Regions from separate parts of the Mus musculus genome. Here region 2 is linked to region 1. A link is a loop called in an ENCODE intact Hi-C map of the cell type or tissue named here. Cell type or tissue: left cerebral cortex. All regions are shown on one strand.

Region 1 (5,000 bases):
TAGTTGATTCTGTAGGCTTCTTGTGGTGTCCTTGACCTCTCGGGCTCCTTCAGTCCTTTGAGTAGAGGTTTTGACGTTGGAGGGAACAACCAGGCACGCCGCTGAGGCTTGGAGTTCAGTTTTAAATAAGGCTGGTCTCGGCTGGGGTAAATCTATCAGATACTGAAAATCATTCACACCCCCAGATGGGAGCAAATGTGGTCTTGAGTAGCAGACAGTGTCCTATAACTGACCCAGAAAGTACTGTCTCAAAGTCTTTGGGAAATCGTTCCGATAGAGAGGAAACTCAAAGCGCGGGGGGGGGGGGGGGGGTAGAAAGAAGATGGAGTTAGAACGATGCAGTTACCCACTGAGCCCACAGATGCCTCTGAGGCCACCCGGCCCTCCATCCCACTTTGCTGACTTCAGATCTTCATCCTCCCTGTCACTCCCTGGTGTGGCGGAGCTGACCCCTCACGTGTCTGTGTCCCCTCTCTCACAGAGCCATCCTGTGATCAAGATGAGCCTGACTCCGCCTTTGAAGCCACTCAGTACTTTTTTGAAGACATCACCCCAGAATGCACACATGGTAGGTGAAGTTCTAACCCCCACGGAGACTGTTTTTGTCTCCTGTAGCGCCTGCTATTACTGGGGAGGCTTAACTCCAAAGTTAGAGAAGTCTGTAAGTAGGTTTGCCTAACACAGTCATGAGGTTTGCACACCGACCTTGCCTTCTTAGGCTCTCAGTTTAGAGGGTTCTTCTCTTATGCAGATGCTTCTGAAAAGGCCACACTGTGGAATGTCTTTACACGATGCTTCTTCAGAGCGGTTTTCTAACAGAATCCCTATCGAGTTGCTGGATGTTTCAAAACACAGACTAAAGTACACAAGATAAGCTGGAAATCTTGCTCATACAATAACCAGCTAGTCATAGCCTGGCATTTTGCTTTTCCACACTTTCCTACTAGTGTATGTGATCATGTGCACACACAGTACACCCATCTAACCTGCGATCTGGCTACTTACAAACTTCTGGTTTTGTTTTTGCTAAAATTCTGAGGACCGAATCCAGGGCCTTGCTCGTGGAAGGATTCTCTACATCTCTTTTCACGTGTGCACATGCACATGTATGTCACAGAGCATGTTTGGAGGTCAGAGAAGAACTTGCTGGAGTCGCTTCTTTCCTTACACTATGTGGGTCCCAAGGACTGAAGTCCTAAACATCATTAGGCTTGGAAGCAGGAATGAGCCCAATTTGCCAGCCCCTATTTTTATTGTTCTATTAGATGTGTGCATATATGTGCTTCATTAATTATCGTTTTCCTTAAAATGCAGTGAGAAGGTGATATCATTACATCATTAGGGCTTTTTTTTTTCTGAAAACATTGTCATTTCCTCTGATGCCCACCAAAAATCTTCATATCACAATGGGCCACCCCCCACCCCACCCCCCGTGACCTCCCCACCACTCAGACGCCTATGTTATGGTCTCACCAGAACAAGCTGTACCCAAAGTCCTTCTGCCAAGACGTCTCCGATACCGAAATCTGAATTTCTGACATGGTATGGAAGAAGGCAAAAGTTGATGAGCTCCCACTTTGTAGCCACACAGTGTCAGATGAGTTTAGGTGACTCTCTCCCTAAGCCCTGGAAGCCACCTGTGTTGGTGCCAACACAAACATGATAAAAAGTGCAAAGATGGCCTTGATAGTGAAGAGCAGCGCCACCCTTCCTATGTCACCTGCATCAACAGGGGTTTCAGTGCTGGGGCTGACAGGCTCCCGACAGCAAGCAGAGTGCCACAAAAAACCCCAGGCCACAGTGACCAGGGTTTGCTTAGCCAGGTCATCCTGTCCCTCTGCACCAAACTGCAGCATTAGGAGCATAGGGGGAAGGCCTTTCATGTAACCAAGATCAAGTTTCCTGGTTGCCCAAAATCCCAGAAGAGTTTGGCTTTACCAGGTTTAATGCAAATGAATTTCAAGTCGTGGTAGCCAAGGAGTGGTCCATCCCCAATAGATATGGGGTCAAACATATCATCAGTTTTGGGACAGGCCCTGCACTCCTGAGGGCTTCCACTGTGCTGAGTCCTGTGTCCATCAGCTCATGTGCAGTAATAAATCTCATTAGCAGCCTGGAAAACAAATTCATAGAAGGATAGTTTTTAAATGATTGCATACTAACCACTGCACGGGTTTGCTGTGCACTAAATAGTATGGGTGTCTATTTGTTTCCTATTGCCTTTTTCGTGAAGCAGGGAAGAGATGCCCTGTCCCTTTAGCTAAAACACTGCTAAGGGAGGTTGGAAATCCAGCTGTGACCGAGTTAGCTGAGAAAGTCCAGGAAGCACTCACAGCCAGCCAAATCCATCAGACTCTGAGACTGTTGTAACTCTTGTCCTCCCCAGTGTCTGTGTGTCCTGTCGTGTCCAGTTTCAAGAGGAAAACACAGTTATAACTGGGTTCTTCAAAAATGATATTTTAGAGTTGCCAAATTATGTTCTCTTGCTTCTACTATCATTCCCGTTTCCTGTGAAGGATATGTTCTTGATCCTGTTACAAGTCACAGCAGATGCTTGTGAGTCTGTAAGATCCCAGGCAGGATGGAGGAATGGAGGCTTATGGGAAATTCCACACCACCACCTCCAGTAGCTTCTAAAGACTGCATGACATCATCCATCATACATCTTTCATTGTACAATAAACCCTCTGCTGTGAGAAATAAATCTGGGGCCATCCTTCACCTAGAGGTGGAGTGTCAGATAAAATATGTCCAATAAAACTCAAATTTCTGGCTGGAGCGATGGCTCAGTGGTTATGAGCACTGACTGCTCTTCCAAAGGTCTTGAGTTCAATTCCCAGCAACCACATGGTGGCTCACAACCATCCTTGATGAGATCTGATGCCCATCTTCTGGTATGTCTGAAGGCAGCTATGGTATATTTACATACATAAAATAAATAATTCTTTCAAAAAATTCAAATGTATAAAGAATAACTTGTTTAGTATAAGTATACATCATGTGCTATTAGAAATGCACTTTGACCTACAGATTATCTGACAAGGGATGCTGGTTATGAATATGTATGTATGTATGTATGTATGTATGTATGTATGTATGTATGTACTGTGAAGATTTGTGTGTGAGTGTGGAAGCTAGAATGTATCAGATTTCTCGGAGCTGGAGTGACAGGCAATCTTAGGCCACCTGATGTAGGTTGTGAGAGTCGAACTCTGGGTCTCTCTGCAAGAGCACCATAGCATGACTAATGCTCTCCAGTCAGTGTTAACATTAGTGTCTGCTAAGTCAGGCCACCCTGCCCACAGAATCTTCATTTTCTCCTACACTAAGTCCATGATTTATATTCTCTAACACCCTTCTTCTTTCCGAATATTCCCTGATAGTTGTTGGCTTGGACAGTAGAGGCAAGCAGAGTGCGGACGACGGCTTCGTCACAGTGAGCCTGAAGCAGGACAGAGGTACAGATGTCCTCTTCTCTGTTTACCAGTCTGCTGTTCTTGTTTCTTGATCTATGAATGCTCATCTCTTGACTTTTGGGTTTTAGGGAAAAGGGCAAATTCTCAAGAAAACCGTAATTACCTAAAACTCTGGACTGCAGAAAATAAGTCTAAGTCAAAAACTGCCAAGGATTTGCCCAAGCTGAACCAGGTAAGAGACTGTTCTTTGCAGCCATATATAAACTTAGATTAAAATATCTCCTAAAGACAGCGGGGACTTGGGGGTACTTAACTATGTTCTGCTTGTATTTGTTTTGGTGTTTCGTTTTTCAAGACAGGGTTTCTCTGTGTAGTCCTAGCTGTCCTGGAACTCACAGAAATCCACCTGTCTCTGCCTCCTGAATGCTGGGATTAAAGGTGTGCACCACTGCCACCCTTTGGATTTATTCATTTTTTTAAAAGACAGGGTGTCATGTAGTCCAGGCTGGCTTCCAACTAACTATGTAGCTGAAGATGACCTTGAATTTTTGATTCTCCTGCCTCCACCTCCCAAGTGCACAGGCATGTAGCCACCATATCCAGCTTATGTGGTGCTGTGAGTTGAACCCTGGACTTCACGGATGCCAGGCAAGCACTCTCAACTGAATTACATCTCTATTTGTATTTATTTCTTTTGCATCAAAAATTATGCTCTGTTGTGAGAAAATGTTCTCCTAAAAGAAATATTGAACAAAGTACTCGGATCTGAGACTACGTGTGCTCCATCCCAATTGGCAGGATTACCCTAAGATACTCAGAAGTTAAGTTCTGCTGTCTTATATCACTGCACTCAGCAATAGAGATGTCCCTGAAAAGCTAAAGTGTACTGGGGAAGAGATATAAGTGGGTATAGTCATGAAAGGATAAGTTTCCAGCTAAGGTGCCAGGTTAAACACAAAGGTGTTGTTATGTACAGGGAGGTGAAGAGTTGTGTCATGGGAGACTCTACTATAGCTAACCTTGGGAACGGTCTTCAAAACTGCAGAGACACGAGGAGAGATGAGTCTGATGCTTCCTTAAGATTCTTCAACTAGGAGGAAAAGAAGAGACAAAGACAGAGAGAGAGAGAGAGAGAGAGAGAGAGAGAGAGAGAGAGAGAGAGAGAGAGAGGATGTAGTGCCTAGCATGATAGTCCATGCCAGTAGCCCTGCACTAAGGAGGCAGAAGAAGGGGATAATGAGTTTGAAGCTAGCCTGGCCTACATAGTAAAACCCTGTTTCAAAACAACCAACGTGGATGGGGGCAGCAGAGGAAGAGGAAGAAACTAAGCAAGATGTAACTTATCCACTGTGCGTGAGGAGTATATTTTCATGTGCATAGGCACAAATATGTGGGTGCGTGTACGGAGGCCAGAGGCCAACCTCAGCTACCCCTCAGGAACCACCCTCCTTGTGTTTGAGACAGAGTCTCTCATTGGCCCGGAGCTCACCAAATAGGCAAAGTTGGCTGGCCAGTGAGCTCCAAGGGTCCATCTGTCTCTGTCCGCCCCGATGCTGGGATAGCAAGTGCACCTCCCCTCACCTT
Region 2 (5,000 bases), 59 kb after region 1:
GAACTCTTGCATCACGTTCATAAAGGACACCGAGTTGTATTTTTTATTTATAGGTCTTTGGTTTTAGTGTGCACTCAAAAGGGGGGGGGTCTTCCCTCCATTTCCCAGGACTTTCTGTTAACAGTGGCACTGTTTCTTCTTCCATAAATGTTTGGTAAGAATTAAGCAAGGCTAGAGAGAGGCTCAATGGCAAAGAACACTACTTCTGCAGAGGACTGGGTTTGGTTTCCAGGACCTACCTGATGGCTCACAACCACCTGACAATCCAGCTCCAGAGAATCTGATGCCCTCTTCTTACCTCTGTGGGCAGCAGGTATGTACACAGCACAGACACAGTGCATACAGGCAAACACTCAAAAGCACAAGGGCCCAAACATCTATTAAAAGAGAACTAAATAGGCCAATGCTACAGAGTTTTACAATATTTTAAATTGGAGATTTTATTTCTTTTCTTGAATATATGGCAACCTAGATTCTTTTATTTTCATATTAGTTGACAAACTGCTTTCCACAAACTTTTCCCACTTCACAGAAACTACAGGGTTTCCCAGGATGAAGCTGCTCACAGAACCTGTGACCCAGGCTCTGGGGCCTTATGTTCTACCTTTCCTAAGACTGGGAATCTTGGCTTTCTCGCAGAATTCATCAGTGGCTAGAGGTGACTGACGCTACTAATCTTTTTAACGGATTGGCTTCTGAGCTTGTTGGCAATGCCCACGTTTGTCTATTTTACTAATTCATTGATTTTTCTGCCTTGTAACTTCTTCAGCTTACTTTTCAGGTTTCTAAAGGTACAAACAGATTGTACTGGTTTAGGCTTTTAAAGTTTGCTTTGGTGAGCTAAGCAAATGTAGATATGTTGTGTTTCCAGTTCAATTTTGTCTATTTCCCACCAAATTTTTCTTTGACCCATGGGACTACTACAGTATTTATAGTCCAGATACCACAAATTTTCACAGTTTAGCAGCCATTGGACAGAGCTATAAATAGGTCCAAGTCTGTAACTGAGGGAGTAAGATGTTTAACCAACAAAGAAGGCGGTTCAACTGTCCAACAGTCTACAACCCAACAGAACCATATATTGAGATTGCTGTCAGAGATAAGCATGCATACTCACCATTAGAAATGCAAAGTATTTAAATATGTACAAGGGTATCACGGATGCTTTCTCTCATATTCTTATAGTGTTCACTGGCTTAATTACATTATCATCAATATTATCAACATGCACTCTCTTATGTTGCCTTTCTAAAATGGTGATACAGGTATTGATGAGGGGACAAGCAATAAATAAAATAGAAAGTAATAAAATCAAAACAATTTCCAGACTTCTTTTCATGTAGTAAAATACTGAGATAGTCAATGGAAATCCACAACATCAGAATAATATTATTCTCTTGAAGAAATATACAAATTGCATGTTTAAACTGACAAGCCCATTTCTATGTATTGACAAAACAACTTCAGTTCGAGGCTTCAAGAAGAGAAAGCAGCTATGATTTGAGTTAATCTTAGGCATTGCTAGTTATTCTCTTTACAGAATAAAAAACACAGCAGTAGCATTGCTAGTTATTCTCTTTACAGAATAAAAACACAGCAATATTCTATTTTTTGATGGTGACATCATAAGAATACAACTTTAACATTTACATTTCAGGTGAGATTTTTAAATAGCTACTAAATAATTGAAAACTTAGCATATTATTTCCTGTTAATTTAATCCACTCATGTTGAGTCCCAAAATACTCTAAGCCAGTGGATCTCACTTGTGAATCATGACTCATTAGAAGTCAAATGACATTTTTACAGGGATGGCATTATCAGATATCCTGCATATCAGATATTTACATTAAAATTCATAATAGTAGTGAAATTACAGTTGTGAAGTAGCAATGAAATAATTTTATGGTTGGAGTCACCACATGAGGAGCTGTACGCAGACTTGGGAAGGTTGCAGCCACTGCTCTAAGCCATGTCCAGTCCTTCCTGCTCTGTATTGCTCTTTGTTGCCTATTGATAATTGTCCATCATCAATTTTACTACTCCTACAAATATTGAAACCCTGGCAGAATCTGAACATATGGTAGTCACCCAATCCTTGCTGAAATTTTGCCAATATCTGATCCCCTGTCCTACTTACATTTAGCTTAATTTACCACACACACACACACACACACACACATATATATATATATTTATATAATCCCACTGATAAATTCTGAGAGCCCAGATGCTGCTCCAGCCTATCCTCGGTCTGCTGATATGTGGGTGCTGAGTTCAGTTTCTGATCCTTCTCCACCAGAACAAGCAAAGGAAGCAAGAACCACACGCTCATGTGGAAAAGGGCCAGCACTGCCCACTCTGTCTATGTTTTCTTAACCCTCAAAGCACTGCTGCTTGCTGGGAGTCAGTGCAGGCGCTGGGGATACGGCCGTAAGCAACAGACACTATGCTTCATGCTGTTTCTTTGCAGCAGGAGAGAATGAAGAAATAAAGAAGTAAGATACTGAAAAAAAAAAAAGAAGAAGAAGAAGGAGGAGGAAAAAGGACAGGGGGTGGGACTTATGATTCCAAGTAGAGAAGGCTCAGTGTGCTCATGAGGTGAGAACTGAATGAAACTGGAGCTGATGTGAGGTAAACTTTTAACAGGGAGAACCAACACTTTGGCCCTAGTGGCACAAGGCCTACACAGGCTGATGACAGATGGTACGCTGGTTTGGAGCAGAAGCACAGGGCAAGAGCAGTGCTAGATGCAACAGTGAGCAACAAGGGAAACTAAGGGGATGCGCTAGGGGGAGCAAGTGGGGTGCACTGGGGCAGCACTGATGGTGTGCAGGAAGGTCTCAAAGCATTAAAGAGGATATAAGTGCTGGGTGTGTGGGTGCGGCACAAGGAACTGTAACACTTTTACAGTAGTTTTCAGGGCACTGGAAAGCACCTGTCAGAGGACAATTCATTCTCAAATATTCCAAGATTTAGGACACAAAGAAACACAACTTGATCTGCATCAGTCAGTCTGTGTGGAGAAAACATGGCTTCTTACAGAGAGAGCAGGAACAGTCAGAACACAGGGCTATCCCTCCAAGCAGGGCCCTGACCGGCAGGAAACAAGCATCACTGGGGAACCAACAAGTCAGAAACAGAATCAGGACATCTGGGGTGGAACCCAGTGTCTTCACTCCCAACAGGCTACCACAGGATGCTGGGGCTACTAAGTTTGAGACCTGCCGTAACAGCTCTGAAATAAAATGTGTCCAAGCAGGTACCTACAATCAAAGGCTGCTGTGGGGATCTGCCTGCTATATTACAGTAACAGGTACCACATGTGTGTGTGCAATTAAACAAGAATTAGGGCAGAAACTTTCAAAGTTCCAGATGCCATATTCTCATGAAAAAAAAACAAATCACAGTTTAGGATTCTGAACAAAGGCAACTCTATACCCTGCCCAGTGTCCACTGATGTGGATGCGAGTTACTCTCACACAGATAACTCATAAATGAAAGACTGTACCTAAGATAACAAGCACCCACTTTAGAAGTTACTCTCCAGAACGAAGTGTGTCAGCTTGCAGAACCCAACTCTTCCGATTCCAGTGTGAGTCAGCAACTCTTACCAACACTAGCAGACCGAATCATGTCCACGTTTTTTTATTATGATTCATATTTTACATTATGACCAGTGCAAACATGTATATGGATATCTAAAATAGAGATGTGCACACAGATGGCTAAACTAAAAATGTCACAAAATAATATATACCAGTAATTCTTTTACAGACAACACTGTGATCTTACAGTAAATTCTAACTGGTTAATTCTTGGTTTCCCACGTAACACATCAAGAGCTGCAGCTGACATGTGGCAGACAGGTTTTCCTTCCCATGCAAGCCAGTTCCCATGCAACCACTCGCCTGCCACAGCTTTGGGCTGTTCAGAATGCATCTTTTGTCTTGCACTTAACCACTCATTTAAACCCACAGATGCAAATGGAGATGATGCAGTCTGCGGGCCTCCAGTGACTTACTGTGAGACCATTCCCTCACTGCCCACTGAACCCGCACCTGTGACCTACAGTAAGACAAGTGAAACAGACATGGGAACATGAGACCGACAAGATAAAGGCCTTTGCAGCTGAGCCACATGGGCATGAGCACTCAATGACACTGCTTTAGGCTCCGCAGACTTGTGCTTGTTTCTTATACAGCAAAAGCTGACTGCTAGGGATCGTATGCTGGGACTCACTTTGGATCAAAATTTGCCTGGCTCTTCTCTCACACAACCTACCCTGAGGACACAGTCTTGGGAAAGGCTTTCCTAACATGCTGGTCCCCAAAGCTACCAAAGCTGCTACAAAATCAACAGGTAGGACCTCAGAACAGGACACAGAGTTGAAATCCTCTTCTGTCCATCAAAACACATGGAGAAAGTATTTTGTAAACAGGATTACAATTTCTAAAATGAGAACACTTAACTCACAGTTTCTCATAGCAAAGGCAGTAAACATAATCCTGAAATCAAAATGTTCTTTTCAAAGAAAAAACTACACTTAGGTTAAGTTTTCTAGAATTAGCATTTTAATGTGCTCTTACCTTATTCTTGGAATATGTCAAGGAATTTTCTGAAATTAAAAAAAAAAAAAAAGTTACCACTTGAACACATTTTCTGAATTACCCAAAATCAAATAGTAAAACTATAACAGCAACGATAAATCACTTCTGCAGTTTAAGGTACAATTCCCACATGAACAACACAACAATCATCTCAAAATCTTACAGGATAGAGAAAAAGGTGGAACCATCATCCCCCAAATGCAGTACCAAGCTGGTGACAATCTAATTTTCCCAGAACTGTGTGTTTCTGTGCAGACCGCCAGAGTGGGGGTGTTTGCCCACTGCTAAGATCTCAGAAATTCATCTGAAGACTATATCCCCCACTACACCCTCTTCTCTGTCAGTCTGAGCAAGCGGCCCGCAACTCAGCAGTACAAGAACAAAGGAGCA

The links. Peaks named below come from ENCODE experiments on the same cell type or tissue, not always from the same donor. Only the 100,000 strongest peaks of a DNase experiment are listed, where the experiment ranks them.
Region 2: it touches region 1 in a loop (2.2-fold over the local background); 2 of 42 quality-filtered maps call a loop at or near these places.

The regions. Positions count from the first base shown.
Region 1 is chr8:83,265,600-83,270,599 of GRCm38, forward strand. Tbc1d9 (TBC1 domain family, member 9) reads left to right here. Exons shown (of 21, transcript NM_001111304.1): 18 at 482-568; 19 at 3,384-3,458; 20 at 3,545-3,648. It also overlaps the pseudogene Gm17999. Among named protein-coding and RNA genes, the nearest start is that of Ucp1, 22 kb to the right of the region's middle. In left cerebral cortex, no CTCF peak of the experiment used is centred here; a DNase peak (open chromatin) is centred at 2,604.
Region 2 is chr8:83,324,523-83,329,522 of GRCm38, forward strand. Elmod2 (ELMO/CED-12 domain containing 2) reads right to left here. Exons shown (of 9, transcript NM_178736.5): 3 at 4,590-4,618. Among named protein-coding and RNA genes, the nearest start is that of Elmod2, 5.5 kb to the right of the region's middle. In left cerebral cortex, a CTCF peak has its summit at 2,789; DNase peaks (open chromatin) are centred at 2,762, 3,612 and 3,912.